Regions from separate parts of the Homo sapiens genome. Here region 2 is linked to region 1. A link is an interaction called in ENCODE POLR2A ChIA-PET data of the cell type or tissue named here. Cell type or tissue: Caco-2. All regions are shown on one strand. Links, peaks and the distances in the headings refer to the core of each region. The heading gives the core; the rest is flanking DNA.

Region 1 (6,742 bases), core at 1,076-6,075:
GAGGGACCCATCCAGAACCACCAGCCTTGTTGAGTTTAGAAGACAGAGACTGGAATTTGGGGAGGCTGAGGTGGAACCTGTGGGGCAGCCTACAGGGAAGGAGGAAGCTGCACACCAGAAAGCTCTAGAGATCTGCAAAAGGATCCTCTAAACTAGTCTTTGGCTGAGTGATGATCTGTACATGCCTGGGGTGAAACTCCAGGAGGGTGGGGTAAAAACCACTGGAAAACAGTTGTTCAAATAATTCCTGGAGCTCACACACAGCTAGAACTCGTTTTTGTTCCCATGAGCCAGAGTAAAGAGACTTTGTAAAATAGAGGGCATTCTCAGAAGCAGAAGGCCTTGACAGAAGACATAAATACACCTAGAAAAATGGCTGTTCTGATTCCGTAACTGCAGAAAAACAAGCCTCAAAAAGATCAAACTGATATGCAATAGTTTAACTGCATGCCAAACAAAGCCCAATACTCCTTAAAGAAAAGCAACAAAGGGTAGCAATCAGCAAGGTAAAATTTACCATGTAGAGCATCCAGTGAAAAACTACCAGGCATACAAATCAGCAGGAAGATGACCTATAGTGAAGAGAAAAATGCATCATTAGAAAATACTAGAAATGGGCTGGGCACGGTGACTCATGCCTGTAATCTCAGCGCTTTGGGAGGCTGAGGCGGGATTATTGCTTGAGGCCAGGAATTCAAAACCAGTTTGGGCAACATCATGAGACCCCACCTGTCCAAAAAAAAATTTTTTTTTATTTAGCAGGGTGTGGTAGAGCATGCTTGTAGTCCCAGCTACTTAGGAAGCAGAAGCAGTAGGATCTCTTGAGCCCATGAATTGGATACTGCAGTGAGCTATGATTGTGTCACCCTGTACGCCAGCCTGGGTGACAGAGTGAGACAGAGATTTTGTCTCTTAAAAAAAAAAAAAAAAAAGCCAAAAACCTGCAATGACAAAGATGATAGAATTAGCAGACAAGGATTTTAAAGCTATTTTTAAATCTTACAAATATGCTTAAGATGAAAAGGAAAACATAAAAATAACGAGGAGACAAAGAAAATATATTAAAAGACCCAAATGGAATTTCTAGAATGAAAAACACAATTATCTGAAATGAAATCTATACAAGTTTGGATTGAGAGCAGGTTAAACACTAGAAAAAAGAGGTCAGTGAATGTGAAGACATAGCAATATTTACCCAAAATGAAGAAAACAGAGAAAAACGAGAATGAAAAAAAGTGAACGCCTGTAATCCCAGCACTTTGGGAGGCTGAAGTGGGCAGATCCTTCTCCTCCCTTTCCCCCCTCCCCCTCCCCCTCCTCCATGATAAATGTGGCCGGGCACAGTGGCTCATGCCTGTAATCCCAGCACTTCGGGAGGCCGAGGCAGGTGGATCACCTGAGCTCAGGAGTTTGAGACCAGCCTGGCAACATGGCCAAACTCCATCTCTATAAAAAATACAAAAATTAGGTGGGTGTGGTGGCGTAAGCGTATGGTCCCAGCTACTTGGGAGGCTGAGATGGAAGGATCCTTTGAGCCCAGAAAGTTAAGGCTGCAGTGAACTGTGATCCACTGCACTCTAGCCTGGGCAAGAGTGAGACTCTGTCTCAAAAACAAAACAAAAACAAAACACAAGCCTAGTGATTCTATGGGATGATAACAAGTGATCTAAAATACACGTGACAGGCTGTGCGCGGTGGCTCGCGCCTGTAATCCCAGCACTTTGGGAGGCCAAGGAAGGTGGATCACCTGAGGTCAGGAGTTCAAGACCAGCCTGGCTAACATGGTGAAACTCTGTCTCTACTAAAAATACAAAAATTTTCTGGGCATGGTGGCGGGAGCCTGTAATCCCAGCTACTAGGTAGGCTGAGACAGGAGAATCACTTGAACCCGGGAGGTGGAGAGTAAGCCAAGATCACACCATTGCACTCCAGCCTGGGCGACAGAGCGAGACTCCATCTCAAAAATAAAATAAAATAAAATAAAATAAAATAAAATAAAATAAAATAAAATAAGTGTAACTAGAGTTGCAGAAGGGTAGAAGAATAGAAACTTATGAGAAGAAATAATGGCATAAGATTTTCCAAATTCGAGGAAAGCTATAAACCTATAGATCCAAGAAGCTCAATGAACTCCAAATGGAACAAATATAAAGAAAACAATAAACATCAAGGCACATTATAATCAAATTGCTGAAAAACCAGTGATAAATAAAATAATTGAATAGCGGCCAGAAAAAAAACGACGTATTATGTTCAATGGAACAAAGGCAAGGATTATAGTAGAATTTTCACCGAAATTATGCCAAGCAAAAAATAATGGAATGACATCTTTAAAGAATTGAAAAAAGAATCTGTTAACTTGGAATTCTATACCTGACAAAAAAAAAATACCCTTCCTTCCTTCCTTCCTTTCTTTCTCTCCTTTTTCTATTTTTTTAAGATGAGATGTCACCATGTTGCCCAGGCTGGTCTTAAGCTCCTGGGCCTCCTGTCTTGGCCTCCCAAAATGCTGGGTTTACAGGAGTGAGCCGCTGTGCCTAGCCAAAATATGTTTCAAAAGAGAAGGTGAAATAAAGACTTTCTCAGGCAAAAGTTTAGAGAGTTCATCAGGCAGAAGGAAAATGATACCAGATGGAAATTTGCATCCACACATAAGAATGAAGAGTATAGAAATGATAAATGTGGCTGGGCACAGTGGCTCATGCCTGTAATCCCAGCACTTTGGGAGGCCGAGGCAGGTGGATCACCTGAGTTCAGGAGTTCGAGACCAGCCTGGCCAACATGGCAAAACAACATCTCTACTAAAAATACAAAAAATAGCTGGGCATGGTGGCATGTGCCTATAATCCCAGCTACTTGGGAGGCTGAGGCAGGAGAATTGCTTGAAATCGGGAGGTGGAGGTTGTAGTGAGCCGAGCTGGGCCACTGCACTCCAGCCTGGGCCACAGACTGAGACTCCATCTCAAAAAAAAAAAAAAAAAAGAAAGAAAAGAGAAAAGATAAATGTGAATATAAGTATACTAAATATGTTTCCTCCTCCTCCTTCTTCTTTTTTTTTTTTTTTTTTTGAGACAGGGTCTCACTCTGTGACCCAGGCTGGAGTGCAGTGACGCCATCTCCATTCACTGGAACCTCTGCCTTCTGGGCTCAAGGGAATCTTCTGCCTCAGCTCCCTAAAGTAGCTGGGAGTACAGGCACAAGCCACCACGCCCAGCTAATTTTTGTATTTTTTGTAGAAACGGGGTTTCACCATGTTGCCCAGGCTGGTCTCAAACTCCTGAGAGCAAGTGATCTACCTGCCTTGGCCTCCCAAAGTGCTAGGATTACAGGCATAAGCCACTGCGCCTGGCCCTAAATATGTTTTCTTATTTTCACATCTCTTTAATGTAATGGACTATTAAAATATTTTTAAATTTCCATTATTATTTATTCTTTGGTTTCTTTTTAGAAGTGTGTTGTTCAATTTCCAATTCTTTGAGGATTTTCAAGATATCTTTTTCTTTTTGACTTTTAGTAGTATATTCCTTTGTGGTTAGACAACATAGTTTGCATGATTTCACTACTTTTTATTTATTTTTTTTTAGATGGGGGTCTCACTATGTTGCCTAAGCTGGTCTCAAATCCTGAGCTCAAGGGATCCTCCTGCATAGCTGGGACTACAGGCATGCCCCACCGTGCCTGGCAATAAATTTAAATTTGTTGAGACTTATTTTATAGTCTGGAACACAGCCTATCTTAGTGAATGCTCTGTGCGCACCTGGAAAGAATGCATATTCTGCTATTATTAGGTAGACGATGCTATTAGATCCAGTTGATGGATTGTGTTGTATGTCTCCCATATCCTTACAGATTTTCTGTCTACTTTTTCTATCAATCACTGAAAGAAAGGTGTTAAAATAGCCAGCTATAATTGAGGACTTGTCTATTTTGCATTTCAGTTTCTGCTTCATGCATAATAAAGCACTGTTGTACACACCATTTCGGATTGTTATGTGCTCCTGGTGAATTGACCCCATTATCATTATGTAATATCACTATGATTCCCTGATAATATTTCTTCTTCTGAAATCCACTTTGATATGAATACAGTCATTCTGGCTTCTCTTTAATTAATGTCTGCATGGGATACTTTTTCAATTCTCCTACTTTAAATCTATTTGTGGCTTCATATTTGAAATGGCTATCTCAGAGACAGCATATAGTCGGGTATTATTTTTTTAATTCAATCTGAAAATCTGTTTATTAGAGTGTATAAATATGTCAAAACATATCAAATTGAATACTTTAAATATGCACCGTTCATTGTATGTCACTTATACCTCATCAAAACTGTGTATAATATTTATTTGATGCCCTGCTTTGTGCCACTAACTATGCTAAACACTGAGAAATATGGCAGTAAATAACACTCTGTCCTTGAGGAGCTCACAGTAGAGAGGAAACCTAGTTTCACCCCAAGTCTCACATCTCATAGCTTATAACACGGAGAAGAGAGAAACTGACTCTCTTTCCTCAGTTTTAACCCAAAAATTTTCCAGGGCTTCTGGATGGCCTGGCTTGAGTCTGGTGACCACCCCTGAACGAAACAGGGAAACAGGGACTTGTAAGAATGGAGTGGTCCAATTAGAGCTACGTAGATGGGAGCACTTCTCAAGAGAAAATGTCAATACTCAGAAGGCATCTCTGTTTCAACTATAACCAACCATTAACCTGGTAAAAACCAGAAATGAGTTTCCCAACTGTGAGAAGGAGAGCACCAAAATAAAGAGCATCTTGGGCATTCTGACACTAGCCACGATGAGGCAGCTCTTTTTTAAAGTCAGAATCTATGAACCCTCTTTAAAACATCATGTAGGCCAATGCTACTGACTTTGGCATATTTTTCTGTGGACCTGCAGGGATGAAAGTTATCACATCAGGTCTTACCATGGCTTTCTCAGCTGATGAAGGAAACGCTTCTCTGCACACCCTGTGAAGGAGCAGGTCTCAAAGTGTGGTCTCCAAACCAGTAGTATCCACACCACCTGGGAGCTTGTTAGAAATGGAGATTCTCAGGCCCCCAACCCAAACCTACTGAGTCAGAAACTCTGGGGGTGAGGCCCAGAAGTCCATCTTTTAACAAACATTTCTTGTGATTCTGCTGAACACTCAAATTTGAAACGATAACAACAACAACACAACCACATTTGAGCACCTGTTCTCAATTTTGGCTGCATATTGGAATCACCTGGGGAGTCTTAAAAATATACTGATGCCTGGGTCTCCCCTCCAGGGATTCTGATTTAATTGGTGTGGTCTAGGGTTGGGATTTTTTAAGGTTCCCCAGGTAATCCAATGTGCATCAACATTCGAGAAGCAGTGCATTACAGCACATTAAAGTGCATTACTCTGCTATGCAAGCTGGGCCCCATCCCCAGATCAATTGCATTTAAATCGCTGGGGCTGGAACCTGGACATTGTTGTGTATATCTATTTTGGCACTGGTGTTTTTTTCAAGCTCCCTAGTTGATTCTAATGTGTAGCTGGGGCAGAGAATCACTTCATTATTGTGACATGTGTGGCCTCCTTTTACTTGCTTCCCCTCCTGGCTTCAGGAATGAGTTTTCTGGTGGACAACTGAGGCGGAAGGACTTGAGCAAGCCTGGGACCGGCGTCCTACAGAGAGCAGATGAGTGGTTCTGCTTCTCCATGCTGCCCTAAGTTTTCCAGTGGCCATGGGAGACTTGTGGTTTTCCTGCACTACCAACATCTCTGAATAAGTCTGCCAAATTCAGGGGCAAAGTGTTAGCAAGCTCACTTGGCCAGCAGACTAAGCCATGTTCTCCACCATTTTGACCTCCATATGCCTGACTCCTGTGTCCGTCTCTCAGTTGTTTCCAAGTTTGAGAAGGGATTAAAAGAATGCCTTGTATTAGCCACTAAAACCCCAACCCCAACAGTGGAGAGAGCCTACCTCAGCTGTTTAGTTGCCCTGCCCCATTTGAGCATTGGCCATCATAGTAGAGCTGGTACCCAAGATGCTCCCTGAAGAAATTATGAGCACCTCAAACTTCTGGGGCCAGGAGGTGAAACAACATTATACCAGCCTTAGCAGATCTTGAATGGAGAACTTGCCCAAAGAGAGTGCTTTATCTTCAGATAAGACTCATGGTGTCTGAGGAGGGTCATTGCAAGAGATCATCTTCCCCAAGAAAGTGACTCAGCCACCCTCAGCATATTTCCTTTGAGGTCCAAAGGACTTGGGTTCAAATTCTGGCTCTATTACCTGCCAGCTGGGGACCTTGAACAAGGCATTCTCCATTCTGAAGCCTAGTTATCTTGTTTATGAAATGAACATGATTGGTCGTTGTGATAACCAAGTGAAATAATGGGATAATGAATGCTTTATTTTTCCTATTGTGGGAAATGCTTTGTAAACTGTGAAAAGCTGTAGCATGTAAGACGTTGTTATAATGAACTCGTGTTCTAGATGGGGAGACTGGATGTGGAGAGGTGCAAAATTAGCCCGTCATGCAAGGCTTGGTAACATTTTTCAATGGTATAGGGAGGAGCTTTATAGGTATTGGGAGGCAGAAGGAAGCATTGAGGGCTGGACATGCAGCCTTGGCAATTGCTAGAGAGTCTCCTTGTGTGGAGGGAGAACTGGTCCTCCCTCACAATTCATTGCATTGTTCTCTGTGCTGCATTCACTTTCTACTTGGAGACAACAGCCACCACACCATGACCTTAGGGGAGGCTTCCT
Region 2 (6,742 bases), core at 696-5,695, 270 kb after region 1:
GTAGCTGTGCACAGGGTTGGGCACCCAAGGGCTTGGTCAACTCTGGCTGGTTGGTTTGTTTCCCGGAACATCTATATCCAGTCTGGTTGCTCCCTGCATGTCCCCTCCCCTTCCACCCTTCCAGTTTCTTAGTTTCTTTTTCTTTCTTTCTTTCTTTCTTTCTTTCTTTCTTTCTTTCTTTCTTTCTTTCTTTCTTTCTCTCTCTCTATCTCTCTCTCTCCCTCCCTCCCTCCCTCTCTCTCTCTCTCTCTCTCCCCCTGCCTCCCTCCCTCCCTCCCTCTCTCTCTTTCTTTCTTTCTTTCTTTTTTTTTTCCAGCTTCTTTATCAGGAAGCCTCAGGACAGAAAACCTGAGGGCATGGTGCTGATTCCAGTATTCTTTCTTGGAGGCCTTGTCTCCAGGTCAGGACTCCCAGCAGGAAGTCTATATGTCCCTGATCCCTGTCCAGCCCTACAGAGCAGACCTGCCTTGGGGCAGAGCAGAAGTGCAGGACTGTATCTACACTGAGCAAAAAGATGAAGTGGCATGTATGTATGGATACCACTTGCCACCACCCCCAGCCTTCTCAGAGGGTTTTGAGCACAGGGTCAACGATGTGGCCCTCTGAGTTAGCAGCTGCCTATATAGCAGGGGTGTCCAATCTTTTGGCTTCCCTGGGCCACACTGGAGGAAGAAGAATTGTCTTGGGCCACACATAAAATATACTAACATTAACAATAGCTGATGAGCTAAAAAAATCGCAAAAAAATCTCATAATGTTTTAAGAAAGTTTACAAGTTTGTGTTGGGCTGCATTCAAAGCTGTCCTGGGCTGCATGTGGTCTGTGGGCTGCGGGTTGAACAAGCTTGCTGTAGAGCTTGGGGCCACAGCAAGGTCCTGTCCCAGAGAGAAGGAAGTCTGCCTTCTGGAGACCCAGCCAGGGCTTGTCAGGGATGGAGAGTTCAAAGGAAGGAATCTTGTATAAAACATCCCTTTCATCCCAACAGAAAGTTTTAAGATGATATGACCTAAATTGGATTCCAAAGGCCAGGAGCCTTCCTCTCCATTGGGTAATGCAGGTTTCATTCCATCATTTCATCATTCAGTGTTTACTGAGAACTTACTACAAATGAGATGCTATGCTAGGTGCATTCATTTTCTCATGTAGTCTTAGCAATAACTTTTGAGGTGCATATCATTAAACCCATTTTACACACGAGGAAGATCGAGGCATACACAGGCAGTAACTGACAGAGAAGTACTTAATTCTCCAGCTTTTGTTTTTCAGTTTCATGCTCTATTGTTTACAACAGGGGTTCCCAGACTTTTGGAACTTATAGATCAATAACATTTCAAAAATGATTTTTCGGAACAAACACAGAACCCAGTGCCAACTTTTTATTTAGCCAACGACATTGAAAAAACAGCATCTTCCAGCACCATGATTTCATAAAAGGGCATTTTAACACAGAGAATGTAGCAAGGATATAACCTTAGAATAAAGACAGCCTTCTAAGAAAGGACAGTTGGCAACCTTAACCTAAAATATCCTACATTGTTCTGTGTGTGTGTGTGTGTGTGTGTGTGTGTGTGTGTGTGTGTGTGTGTGTGTGTTTTCATCTCATTTCAAGCAGAACTGGCCAAAACTTTGGCATTGCAGGCTGTGGGAGCCACTGCCCTACCCCAGAGCTGCCTCTCCAAGCAAGAACAATGCCCTCTGCCCATAAGCAAATAAGCTTCCAGAATTTCCCATCCCCCTCTGCCCATCTAGGTCCCCCACAAATAAGGTCTGAGGTTGATTTATACAATCAGCTACATTCTCCACTTCTACTCCCAGCAGGTCTTCTAACTTTCACTGATATTCAGTGTCCGTTCCAGGGAAGGAAACCCATCCTCCCCAGTCCCCTTCTCTCTTAGACTCAGATGTTTTCTACATTTGCATTCCAGGAATATCCAGGCCCGCTGCAGCACTGCAGCAGCCCATTTGTCTCCAAAGTCCCCTAGTCCCCCACCCATGGTGAGAGCAGCAGGTCTTCTCCATATATTTCAGTCCTGAGACAGGGCCTTCCCCTTGCTGGGGTCCCCAGGGCCTGGCTACCATGTTATCAAAGGAACCAGAGCAGACCCCAGGCCTTCTAGGCAGTGCTGGAAAGGAGAGGGTGTGAGACCCAGGTGGAGCAATGGGGAGATTACAGAATGTGGGAGTCCTATTTATTCTCTCCCCATTCTTTACCTTCTCTCTCCTTCTCCTTCCTCCATCTGTGCCTGCCCCCTACCCCACCTGCATGAGCAGATGGGCAGTAGAGCACAGCCTGCCCTGTGGAGCCCTTGAATTCTAGCTTCACCATTTTCTTGCTATGGGGCATTTGGCAAGCCTCTTGACCTCTCTGTGCTTTAGTTCTCTTGCCTGCAAATGGGAGTAAGAATGTCAGGTTGACTCACGTGAAATTGCCAAAATTTGACAATATTGGGCTCACAAAAATCAAAATTTCATGTGGTTTAACAACAAAAAGGTGTAAACTGTAAAGTGTTAGATATATGTCTCTCATCAAGTCTGGCCCCCTCCTCCAGGAAACCCTCCCTAGCTACTCCAAGGCCAGCAATAGCTCCCTCTGAAATCTCTCATGGTTGGGGACATGATTTAATATACATTTCTTTCCTGTCTTCAGTTTTCCTGCTCTATTTTCATGCCCTATTCCTGAGAATGAGTCTAGCTTCCTCACAACTTGAAGCCCATCAAGGGCAAGACCTGGGGCTGCTCCTCCTCTGTCCCCTGGACTGTTGGCACACCACCAGTGTCCTCCATTAGGGTTTCCACATAAAGGAGGCAGGAGAAGCCAGATCTCATCAGGGTTTATCAAGGGCCTGATTTATCTAATAGTCATTGCTGCACCTAAAGTTGGTCCTAGATGGTCGTGAATGGGTGCCACTAATGAAATTGAGGGCGAGTGAGGTGCTGGTAGGGTGGAATTAAGAGATCCTGACCCCTGGCCGGCCTGTGGCAGCAGTATCCCAGGAAGCAGAATTTTGGTCTTATCCTCCATCTCCTCCAAGCATCCCCTCCAATGCCATTAGCTAACTTCTAGGGTCCCTCACTCATTTGTAGAGTTGAAACTTATTAATCTGCTTTCTGTCCACCCTTGTGTTGGTGGAGAGGTCCCTGAGATAAGGTGGACCTGCTCCACCCTCAGGGCACAGACTGCACTGTGTAATCAGTGCTCAGGGTCACAGGAGCTAATGGGCCATGGGAACCAAAGGCAGGGACATGACCAAGGTTTTGGTGATTAGGAAAGGGTTCCCAGAGGAGGAGATGTCTCTACCATAGGTCATGGGGAAGCCTATATGGGCTGACTTCCTGAGCGGGGTTAAGGCAGACTAACTCCCAGCTAGACAAAGAAGCTCAAAGAAGTGTGTTAAATGGAGGTCTTCCCTCCTGTGGCTGGTAGACCAGGGCAGGCTGGGCTCACAGCTCTTTAAGAACACTTCTTCTCAAGGAGACCCAAGGACACTCAGGGATTAGGCTTCCAGCATCTGTGCAGAGAACTGTCAGCTCAGAGCTGCTCAAAAGTAAAAATGCCAGCTACCAGTGATGTCATCACCCTAGTCATTCCTCTCACTGTGGGAGGTCCTGTGGTCCAGTGGGTAGAGCAGAAGAGCCCCTGCTAGGCTGCCCGCCCCGCATCCTGCTCTCCAAATTCCTACTCTGGATGGAGGAGGCGAAAGTGGTCACATTGGGCTAAGAATGAGAGTAAAAAAATCATTTGAAGAAAAACTTGATGTTATTCCTCAGAGAGATGGCAGAGCCAGGGGACCTTTTTGCCTCCCTCCTGTGAGACTTTGCTGTGTGTCCGCTCCAGCATTAACCTCGGCTCCAGCCTTCTCTGGACAACTCCCCTCCCCTTAATGCCCAATCTGTCCCCCTATCCATTTCTGAGCTAATCTGGGGTATCAGGCTGTCCATGGTGTTGGAGGGGGTAGGGCTATACCTTAGGCTGAGCTAGTGAAATCTGTCCATAAGCCCGGACACTGTACACTGGGAGAGACTGGGAGAGAGGACACACAGTTGGATCCTTGGCGGGGGTTGGGGGGAAGGGGGCTGGGCTGCAGACTGGAAGGGAGTGGGGGCTGTGCAGCTGCTTGGGGGTGCAGGTAGGGGACTGGGTGGAACAGGAACTCACCCAGCGTGGGTCCACATAGTAGGTGTCATAATGTGGATGGGAACACAGGGAGAAGGGGCTCCAAAGCCAGTTCCAGAGTGCTGGGGCGTCCGAGGAACCGGCCCAACCGCTCCCCGCTGCAGCCGGCTTGTCCCTTTCTCGGAACTACCGAGGGAGAGGCGCGTGCGGAGGTCGGCGTTCGGATCTCGCATCCGTCACTGTTGCCGGCGCATTTCCTCGAAGTCTTACCTCGAAGGGCTGGGTCCCACCCGCGCGCCCTGTGCGTGTCTCCCTGTTTCCCCACGCCCTCCTTGCCTGGCTGCTGCGAGGCTTTGCAGGGGAAAGACTGGCGCGGGGTTCGCACCCTGCCCATGTCACAGGAAAACCGTGGGAGCCTCCCCGACGCGGCGCATTTCCGGAAGCCCCCTCTCCAGGAGGGTTGCGGGAAGGCCGGGACTCTGCATCCAGACGAACCCGGTCGCCTCCCAAGAGGAAAGTCGGAGACCCAGCTGAGGGGCAAAAATGCCAGGGAAAGGCGAGCCCAGAGCTTGGTGATGGAGAAATTGGGAAGCCACCCCCCACCCTTCAATCTTAGGATGGGGAATTCGCAACTGAAGCCGGAGCTTCAGACTTGGGGCGCACTCCCAGCTTAGCCCAGGAAAGAGATTTAAGGGCGCAGCAGTGTGGATACCTCTCACCCCGGCCCCGAAGGTCTAGCGAGGGTCTAACCTGGGCCCCTTGCCAGGCCCGCCCCCCGCCCCTTTCCAGCCCCCGGCCCGTGCGCCGCTGCCCCTTTAAGAAGCCCAGGTAGGCAGGCCCGGCTGCTGGAGCCGCTCCTATGGCAACCCGCGAGCTGCGGCGGCTTCATGAATATTCCGGGGCGCGGGAGCCCGAGCGCTGCCGGAGGGCGCTTCGGGGGAGGCGGCCGCTGATGTAAGCCCGGCGGGTCGCTGGGCTCCGCTCGGTTGCGGCGGGAGCCCCGGGACGGGCCGGACGGGCCGGGGCAGAGGAGGCGAGGCGAGCTCGCGGGTGGCCAGCCACAAAGCCCGGGCGGCGAGACAGACGGACAGCCAGCCCTCCCGCGGGACGCACGCCCGGGACCCGCGCGGGCCGTGCGCTCTGCACTCCGGAGCGGTTCCCTGAGCGCCGCGGCCGCAGAGCCTCTCCGGCCGGCGCCCATTGTTCCCCGCGGGGGCGGGGCGCCTGGAGCCGGGCGGCGCGCCGCGCCCCTGAACGCCAGAGGGAGGGAGGGAGGCAAGAAGGGAGCGCGGGGTCCCCGCGCCCAGCCGGGCCCGGGAGGAGGTGTAGCGCGGCGAGCCCGGGGACTCGGAGCGGGACTAGGATCCTCCCCGCGGCGCGCAGCCTGCCCAAGCATGGGCGCCTGAGGCTGCCCCCACGCCGGCGGCAAAGGACGCGTCCCCACGGGCGGACTGACCGGCGGGCGGACCTGGAGCCCGTCCGCGGCGCCGCGCTCCTGCCCCCGGCCCGGTCCGACCCCGGCCCCTGGCGCCATGGACAAGCTGCCGCCGTCCATGCGCAAGCGGCTCTACAGCCTCCCGCAGCAGGTGGGGGCCAAGGCGTGGATCATGGACGAGGAAGAGGACGCCGAGGAGGAGGGGGCCGGGGGCCGCCAAGACCCCAGCCGCAGGAGCATCCGGCTGCGGCCACTGCCCTCGCCCTCCCCCTCGGCGGCCGCGGGTGGCACGGAGTCCCGGAGCTCGGCCCTCGGGGCAGCGGACAGCGAAGGGCCGGCCCGCGGCGCGGGCAAGTCCAGCACGAACGGCGACTGCAGGCGCTTCCGCGGGAGCCTGGCCTCGCTGGGCAGCCGGGGCGGCGGCAGCGGCGGCACGGGGAGCGGCAGCAGTCACGGACACCTGCATGACTCCGCGGAGGAGCGGCGGCTCATCGCCGAGGGCGACGCGTCCCCCGGCGAGGACAGGACGCCCCCAGGCCTGGCGGCCGAGCCCGAGCGCCCCGGCGCCTCGGCGCAGCCCGCAGCCTCGCCGCCGCCGCCCCAGCAGCCACCGCAGCCGGCCTCCGCCTCCTGCGAGCAGCCCTCGGTGGACACCGCTATCAAAGTGGAGGGAGGCGCGGCTGCCGGCGACCAGATCCTCCCGGAGGCCGAGGTGCGCCTGGGCCAGGCCGGCTTCATGCAGCGCCAGTTCGGGGCCATGCTCCAACCCGGGGTCAACAAATTCTCCCTAAGGATGTTCGGCAGCCAGAAAGCCGTGGAGCGCGAACAGGAGAGGGTCAAGTCGGCCGGATTTTGGATTATCCACCCCTACAGTGACTTCAGGTAAGGGGCCACAGCGATGATCCTGTGGGTGCCCTGCGCGGTGGCAGGCATGCCTCCTCCTGACCCTGCCTCCCAGCCGGAGTTAACTTTCCTGCCTTGCGCTGGGAGCTCCAAGAGAGGCAGGGCGCCTCTAGGCTCCGAGACACCCCCAGGCCCCCTCCTGCACCGCGCTGGGGGAACTTTCCTCTGGGTTCAGTCACTGGTCTTCTCGGGTCTGGGCTGCATTGGAGACAGAATGAAAAGGTGTTCTGAGCCTGGCCTACCCCTGCCGGCAGCCAGGATAGGGCTCTGCCACCTTAAGCCACATATTC

The links. ChIA-PET counts read pairs that join two places held together with the same protein. Peaks named below come from ENCODE experiments on the same cell type or tissue, not always from the same donor. Only the 100,000 strongest peaks of a DNase experiment are listed, where the experiment ranks them.
Region 2: POLR2A ChIA-PET joins it to region 1 with 5 read pairs; 5 of 35 experiments call an interaction of 5 or more read pairs at or near these places.

What each region holds. Positions count from the first base shown.
Region 1 is chr15:73,641,392-73,648,133 of GRCh38, reverse strand. It overlaps LOC105370891 (a long non-coding RNA gene), which reads right to left. Exons shown (of 3, transcript XR_932451.3): 2 at 518-572. Among named protein-coding and RNA genes, the nearest start is that of NPTN, 11 kb to the right of the region's middle. In Caco-2, for the core only: no CTCF peak of the experiment used is centred there; no DNase peak of the experiment used is centred there.
Region 2 is chr15:73,367,175-73,373,916 of GRCh38, reverse strand. It overlaps HCN4 (hyperpolarization activated cyclic nucleotide gated potassium channel 4), which reads left to right and starts at 4,959. Exons shown (of 8, transcript NM_005477.3): 1 at 4,959-6,431. The coding sequence starts at 5,647. In Caco-2, for the core only: no CTCF peak of the experiment used is centred there; no DNase peak of the experiment used is centred there; H3K4me3 peaks cover 814 bases; H3K27me3 peaks cover 118 bases.